Linked DNA regions of Homo sapiens: region 2 is linked to region 1. A link is a loop called in an ENCODE intact Hi-C map of the cell type or tissue named here. Cell type or tissue: IMR-90. All regions are shown on one strand. Links, peaks and the distances in the headings refer to the core of each region. The heading gives the core; the rest is flanking DNA.

Region 1 (3,869 bases), core at 949-3,448:
ATGCTAAATCCAGTCTCCACCATCTTCTAATTCTTCCCTTGCCCCTCTCCACTCCCTTCACAATGTGCAGTAAGAGGGCATTTGTAGAGAACAAACCTGATTATGTTGCCCCCTTGATTAAACCCTTCGTGTAAGATCCATACTCTTGGGTTACAAGATTTTTCATGAGCTGGTTCTTGCTTTTCTCTCCAGCCCCATGACTAGGCATCAGTGTCCTTGAGACAGAGTCTCACTCTGTTGCTCAGGCTGGAGTGCTCGGCTCACTGCAACCTGCGCCTCCTGAGGTTCAAGCGATTTTCGTGCCTCAACCTCCTGAGTAGCTGGGACTGCAGGTATGCGGCACCATGCCTGGCTAATTTTTGTATTTTTAGTAGAGACGGGGTTTCGCTGTGTTGCCCAGGCTGGTCTTGAACTCCTGGCCTCAAGTGATCTGCCCTTCTTGGCCTCCCAAAGTGCTGGGATTACAAGTGTGAGCCACCATGCCCAGCCTTAGGCACCTGTGTCCTTTCATGCCACTCTGCTGACCAATGATTTTTCTCCTGGCTGCATGTTAGAATACCAGATAGATGCCCAGGTCCCATCTCTGATGTCAGAACTTGGGGACAGGGACGGGGGCAGAGGAAGCTTTGGTAAAGAATCTCCCCAGCAGTTCCTAATAAGCAGCCAGGGATAGCCAATGCTTAATAGACAGGCTGAACCCCATGTTCTGGAGGGAGCTGCTCTCTTCCCTCTCTGGGTCTATACTGTTCTTTCTGCCTAGAGCACATTTTCCCTCATCCTGTTTCACCTGGTTGACTCCTAGGCAGTCTTCGGATCTTATTTATCACTACCTCCCTAGTGCCTAGAAGAGTGCACATGGTAGACTTTCAATAAATATCAGCCAGGATTAGTTAAATGACTGAATAATGCCCCCCCGCAACCCAGGATGTCCACATCCTAATCCCCAGAACCAGTGAATGTGTTACCTAACATGGCAAAAAGGACTTTGCAAATGTGTTCAAGTTAAGGATCTTGAGATGAGCAAATAGCTTGGATTGTCCAGGTGGGACCCATGTAATCACAAGGGTTCTTATCAGAGGGAGGCATTGCACTGGAGGGAGGGAGGAGATTTAAGGCCAGACACAGATATCAGGGAGGGAATGCTGGCCGGGTGCCGTGGCTCATGTCTGTAAGCCCAGCACTTTGGGAGGCTGAGGCAGGAGGATCACTGCAGTCCAGGAGTTCAAGACCAGCCTGGGCAACATGGCGAAACCCCATCTCCACAAAAAAAAAAAATACAAAAAGTACCAGTAGTGGCGCCTGTAGTCCCAGCCTCTCGGGAGGCTGAGATGGGAGTGTTGCTTGAGCCTGGGGGTTGGAGGTTGCAGTGAGTCAAGATTGTGCCACTGCATTCTGGCCTAAGTGACAGAGTGAGACCCTGTCTCAAAAACAAAAAAACAAAGTGAGAGAGGCAATGCTATGCTACTGGCTTTGAAGCTAGAGGAAGGAGTCATGAACCAAAAGAATGTAGGTAATCTCTAGAAACCAGAAAAGCAAGGACACAGATTGTCCTCTAGAGTTTCCAGAGAAAGCACGGCCCTGCCAACAACCTTGATTTTGGCCCAGTGAAGTCCACTTCAGACTTCTGACCTCCAGAGCTGTCAGATAATAAATCTGTAACAATAAATGTTGTTTTAAATAACTAAGTTTCTGTAGGCCATTGAAAACCACCTATGAAAAAATGTAATAAATAACTAAGTTTCTGGTAATTTGCTACAGCACCGATAGGAAACGAATACATGTGCCATATCTGAGAAGCTTTTCTTCATCACCTTTTCCCCCAGGGGCAAGTTAAGGGCCTCTCCTGCTCACTCCCTTACACTCTGATGTTTCTTTTCTGTGCCTCAGTTTTTCCACGTGTAAGACAAGTACTTACTTCACTGGATTCAGATGAGGATTAAATGAGTTAATATCCACGAAGTATTTAAAATAGTCACTTTCCCATAGTAAGTGCCCAATAAATGTTATTGTTATTATTACCCCATCACTGCCCACTTATCACACCATTGTATTTGCCGAATGAAGTAAGTGAGTGGGAATAGAGATTGAGGAGTATGATTAATATTTCCGCCCGTCTCGTGGGCCTGATCCCGGAAGAAAGGGATCTACCTTTCCAGGGCCTCAGCAATCGTTCCTTCTAGAACCTGACTACCAAATATGTTTTCCCCCTTTGTTTTGCCCTTTTGGAGGGTCTGTTTCCTGGGTTTCCTCTTGCACATCCCCCTTGGCTCCCTGCTCTATTGCCTGGAAGCCTGGGACCTCGCCACACTTACTGGCGGCTGCAGCTCCAGGAACCCAGCGTCCAAACCTTGAGTCCCTCTGCTGCTTTCAGAAGGGAATGTAGATCATTTCAAGAAAAAAGGAGAGGGATGAGTCAAAGAAGCGTAGATGGCTTCAAGCTGGCTGACTCAGAGAATGACTAAGAGAAGAAAACTGGAGAGGATGGGAGGACAGTAGCTGGAATGGCTTCCCTTGCTGGCTGTGTGTCCCCGGCACTCTATCCAGCTGCCCCAAGCCTCAGCTTACTGTCCTTCAAGTGCAGCTGATCACAGCACCTGCTTACAAGAGTATCATAAGGGTTAAAGGAAAAGTGACCCTTGAGCACTTAGCACAATGCCCCATCTGCACACAGCACCCTCTAAGTGTCAGCTGGCATTCATTTGAGTAGGAATGATGAGAAAAGGGTATGACCTGTAACAGCAATTTTCCAACTTTTTGGCCTCATAAGGTCTCCTTTATACTCTTAAAATATTATTGAGGACCCCAAAGAGCTCTTGCTTATATGTATATCTAGTAATATTTACCACATAAGAAATTAAAACTGAAACATTAAAAGTATTTATTCTTATAAGAACAATAATAGACCCATTATAGTTAACATGATTTAAAAATAAAACATAGTTAATTCTTCCAAAACAAAAATAATTCTGGTGGCATTGCTTTACATTTTTGCAAATCTCCTCAGTGTCTGGCTTAATAAAAAGATAGCTGGATCCTCATATCTGCATCTCTACTCAGTCTGTTGCAGTATCACATGTCACAAGTCAGATAGCCTCTGGAATACTCCACCGTACACTTGTAAAAGAATGAGAGTTAAAAAGGCAAATGACATCTTGGTATTATTATGAAATAGTTTTGACCTCAGTGACTACCTGTATAGATCTCAGAGGTCCCCAGAACACATTTTGAGAACCACTGACCTATAAGATCTTTTTGCAAAAATGTTTTTGCCGGGCGTGGTGGCTCACGCCTGTAATCCCAGCACTTTGGGAGACCGAGGTGGGCGGATCACAAGGTCAGGAGATCGAGACTATCCTGGCTAACACGGTGAAACCCTATCTCTACTAAAAATACAAAAAATTAGCCGGGCGTGGTGGCGGGCGCCTATAGTCCCAGCTACTCTGGAGGCTGAGGCAGGAGAATGGCGTGAACCCGGGAGGCGGAGCTTGCAGTGAGCCGAGATCGCGCCTCTGCACTCCAGCCTGGGTGACAGAGCAAGACTCCGTCTCAAAAAAAAAAAAAAAAAAAAAAAAAAAGAAAATGTTTTCAATCTGTGTATATAGACCATGATAAAAATGAGATTAAATATTACCTCCATCACATGGGCAAAAATGGAAAAGTTTGACAAAGATGTGAAAAGTGTTTCTGAGATGATGAAACACTGGAGCTCTCAACCTCTGTTAGTAGGAGTATAAATGGTATAAATTGGTTTGATTATTAATTGTTACTAAATTTCTCTTTAGAGTTAAAAATGCTCATATTCTATCATCCACTTATTCTGTTCCTTAGGAGAATTAAGAAACAAATTATGATATAGTTACGTAATTGAT
Region 2 (3,869 bases), core at 705-3,204, 580 kb before region 1:
CTGCTTCTTTGGGTCTTCATTTCCTTATGAAGCTTCCCATGTCATGTAAAACTTAAATAAGTTTGTTAATCTATCTTTTGTGCTAAGAATCAGAAAGAGTAGAGGAAAAAATATTTTTTTCCTCCCCTACACAATTCTATGGGACAGATATTGGCATGTCCATTTTAACAGATGAAACTCAGAGAGTGAATGACCTACCCGAAGCTCAGAAATGGTAACTGGCCAAGTAAAACTCACTCCTTTTGTAGTTCAGGAGCATGATTTGGTGTTTGTGCCTAAGTGTGATATGTGCCTCCCTCTGAACCTTGTTACAGCGCTGGCACATTACCCATCCAACCTGAACAACAACAACAACAAAACTCAGTCCTAGTTCTTCTGATCATAAGTTTAGTGCCCTTGCCACCTCAACACAACCACCTCCCCATGAGAAAGAAGCTTCTGTATTCCTTCCATACTGGGAAGGCACTGTTAAAGTTGAGTGAACTTTATCTTGTATTATTCCAGCCATCTGCTCTATGATTATGATTTTGGTATAAACCTTAAGGCTTTACCAAGGAAAATCACTATTAACTTTTTCTGCTCACCTTTTTTTCTTTTTTTTTTCGAGACGGAGTCTTGCTCTGTTGCCCAGGCTTGAGTGCAGTGGCGCGATCTCAGCTCACTGCAACCTCCGCCTCCTGGGTTCGAGTGATTCTCCTGCCTCAGCCTCCCTAGCAGCTGGGATTACAGGCACACGCTACCATGCCTGGCTAATGTTTGTATTCTTAGTAGAGACGGGGTTTCACCATGTTGACCAGGCTGGTCTTGAACTCTTGACCTCGTGATCTGCCCACCTTGGCCTCCCAAAGTGCTGGGATTATAGGTGTGAGCCACCGCTCCTGGCCCTTTTCTGCTCATCTTTAACAAAATATTGAAATGTGTTTTCAAGGCTGGGTGTGGTGTCTCCCACCTGTAATCCCAGCACTTTGGGAGGCTGAGGCAGGCCGATTACTTGAGCTCATGAGTTCAAGACCAGCCTGGGAAACATGGCGAAATCCCATCTCTACAGAAAAATGCAAAAATTAGCCAGGTGTGGTGATGCATGCCTGTGGTCCCAGCTATTCAGAAGGCTGAGGCATGAGAATCACTTGAACCCAGGGGGTGCAGTGAGCAAGATCATGCCACTGTACTCCAGCGACAAGAATGAGACTCTGTCTCAAAAAAAAAAAAACAACAAAACAAACAAACAAAAAAACAAAAAATAAAAAAAGAAGAAAAGAAGCCAGATGCAAAAAAGTACATATTGTATGATTTCATTTTTATAAAATATAAAAACATGCAAAAGAACTCTATACTGTTAAAATCACAAGGGCACGGGTGGGTTTCTGGGTTTCTGGTGACATTCTGTTTCTTGATCTGTGTACTGGTTACAGGGGTGTGACCAGTTTTTGAAAATTCATTGAACTAGACACTTACAATGTGTGCACTTTTCTGTATATATGTAATACTTTAATAAACAGGGTTTTTAAGAGTAGCGTAAGTTGCTTGAAAAAAATTTGCAGGATAGATGCCTTGAATTTATATTTTCTCCTACGTGCTGCAGTCAGCTAGAGTGAAGTGTGAAAGGCTCACTCTTGACATTTGGGCCCTTCATTCCTCCTTTATTCATCCATTTAACACATATTTATTGAAGAATGGTGTCAGGCACTCGGAGGCAAACAGAGTCCCTGCCCTCATGCAGACTACAGCCTATGCAGAAAGGGAGGAGACAGACGTCAATCAAATAGTCATACGAACACACATATCAGAGATGGTGAGAGAAAGGGGGGATGCTGAGAGGCCTCTCTCAGACCTAAAGGGTGAGTAGGCTTTGGCAGAAGAGGATATTATAAAGGGAACAGTGGTCTGGTGGCTTTTAAACGTTAGGCTTAATTCGTCCAGTAGAGGGCGACCACAGCCAGGCATTTGTGGCAATTCCTACTGCATCAGGAAAGCTGAAGGCTGAAGGTTTGCTTATCATCATCTCTCACTGAGTGTTGAAGGAGCACAAACTACTCACCAGAAACTAAGAATCCAAGTGTAAATTTACAGACGTCAATGTTGCTGTCTACCATTGCCCAACAGTTTGATGCAGATTCCTACCAAATGCCTACTGACCTTAATAAAGAAAAAAGAAAAAAAGTTAATAAGGCACAATTAAAGGAATCAAAATAAAAGCCCTTTTCTTGATTTGCACACATCCTCAAAGAGCTGCCTCAAGCACAGATACATACACATGTGACGTTTTCTTATTTATTAGTACTCCCCTCCACACAAACACACAAGTGCCTCATATCTGCTGTACCCCACATCCTCTACGGAAAGCATGCTACTGTGGATCTACCTCATGGATTATTGGTTTTATTCAGGCAGCTGATGAACAAATATAATTTTATATGTTGCCTATAGACATAAGGCAAAACAATCAATAATTTCCCACATCCCATTAAATGATTAGGGATGTAATCAGGATTAAAAACCAAGATATTTCCAGCGTACTTAAGGATAGATTTCTTTAACATCTACTATATATCAGCACTAGCGAGACTCTAAGTCATGTCACTTCCTTCCTTTAAAATTAATTCCCACTGCAGGCTGGGTACAGTGGCTCATACCTGTAATCCCAGCACTTTGGGAGGCCAAGGTGGGTAGATCACCTGAGGTCAGGAGTTTGAGACCAGCCTGGCCATTATGATGAAACCTCATCTATACTACAACTACAAAAATTAGCCAGGCATGGTGGCACACGCCTGTAATCCCAACTATGCAGGAGGCTGAGGCATGAGAATCACTTGAACCCAAGAGGCAGAAGTTGCAGTGAGCTGAGATCATGCCACTGCACTCCACCCTGGGTGATAGAGTGAGACTCAGTCAAAAAAAAGAAAAAAATCCCAATGCAATTAAAAATTTTCAGTTTTTTAAAAAATGAAAGCAATTCTCTGACAGGTAAAGGCCTGTGTGGTCTAGCCATTATCTATTATCCCAGACTAATCTCCTTTCCTTCTCATTATGTTTCAGACTTTCTTGTTTCCATGAAATTGCCATTTTCCATTTGCTGTTTCCCTTGCCTGAAACATTCTGCTTCCATCATCTAACTGGAGGCTTCTTATCATTCAAGTTCCAAATTGTTGCTTCCTAGGAAAAGACCTCTTTGACCACTCATTCCTGTCTGCCCTTCCCAACATGCAAAACAGAACCCTGATCTTTGGCTGGAAATGTTTTGGGTTTTGTTTGTTTGTTTGTTTGTTTGTTTGTTTGATGGAGACAGAGTCTCTCTCTGTCGCCCAGGCTGGAGTGCAGTGGCATGATCTCAGCTCACTGCAACCTACGCCTTCCGGGTTCAAGCAATTTTCATGCCTCAACCTCCCGAGTAGCTGGGATTACAGGCATGCGCCACCATACCCAGCTAATTTTTGTATTTTTTGTAGAAACGGGGCTTCACCATGTTGGCCAGGGTGATCTCGAACTCGTGGTCTCAGGTGATCCACCTGCCTTGGCCTTCTAAAGTGCTGGGATTACAGGTGTGAGCCACTGCGCGCGGCCTAGCTGGAAACTTTCCTGCCCAGTATATCAGTCATATTTCTCAGCCTCACTAGCAGCAGGATGTGGCCATGTTTCTGGCTAATGGGATGTAAACGGATATGTTCAGTGGGACTTCCTAGAAGCTTCCTTAAAGGGAAGCAGACAGGCCAGAGGAGGTGCCTCATGACTAGAATCCCAGCACTTTGGGAGGCTGAGCTGGGAGGATCACTTGAGGCCAGGAGTTTGAGACCAGCCTGGGCAACATAGTAAGACACCATCTTTACAAAATATAAATTTTTTCTTTTTTTTTTTTTGAGATGAAGTCTCGT

What was found. Hi-C counts contacts between places; a loop is a spot of excess contacts. Peaks named below come from ENCODE experiments on the same cell type or tissue, not always from the same donor. Only the 100,000 strongest peaks of a DNase experiment are listed, where the experiment ranks them.
Region 2: it touches region 1 in a loop (5-fold over the local background); 3 of 110 quality-filtered maps call a loop at or near these places.

The regions. Positions count from the first base shown.
Region 1 is chr2:207,486,653-207,490,521 of GRCh38, reverse strand. No RefSeq gene overlaps it. Among named protein-coding and RNA genes, the nearest start is that of CREB1, 41 kb to the left of the region's middle. In IMR-90, for the core only: a CTCF peak has its summit at 2,354; a DNase peak (open chromatin) is centred at 2,411; H3K27ac peaks cover 182 bases.
Region 2 is chr2:208,070,530-208,074,398 of GRCh38, reverse strand. LOC105373854 (a long non-coding RNA gene) reads right to left here. Exons shown (of 4, transcript XR_923815.3): 3 at 2,039-2,136. LOC124905439 (small nucleolar RNA U13) reads left to right here and starts at 237; the gene lies at 237-338. In IMR-90, for the core only: a CTCF peak has its summit at 1,924 (motif pointing right); a DNase peak (open chromatin) is centred at 1,938.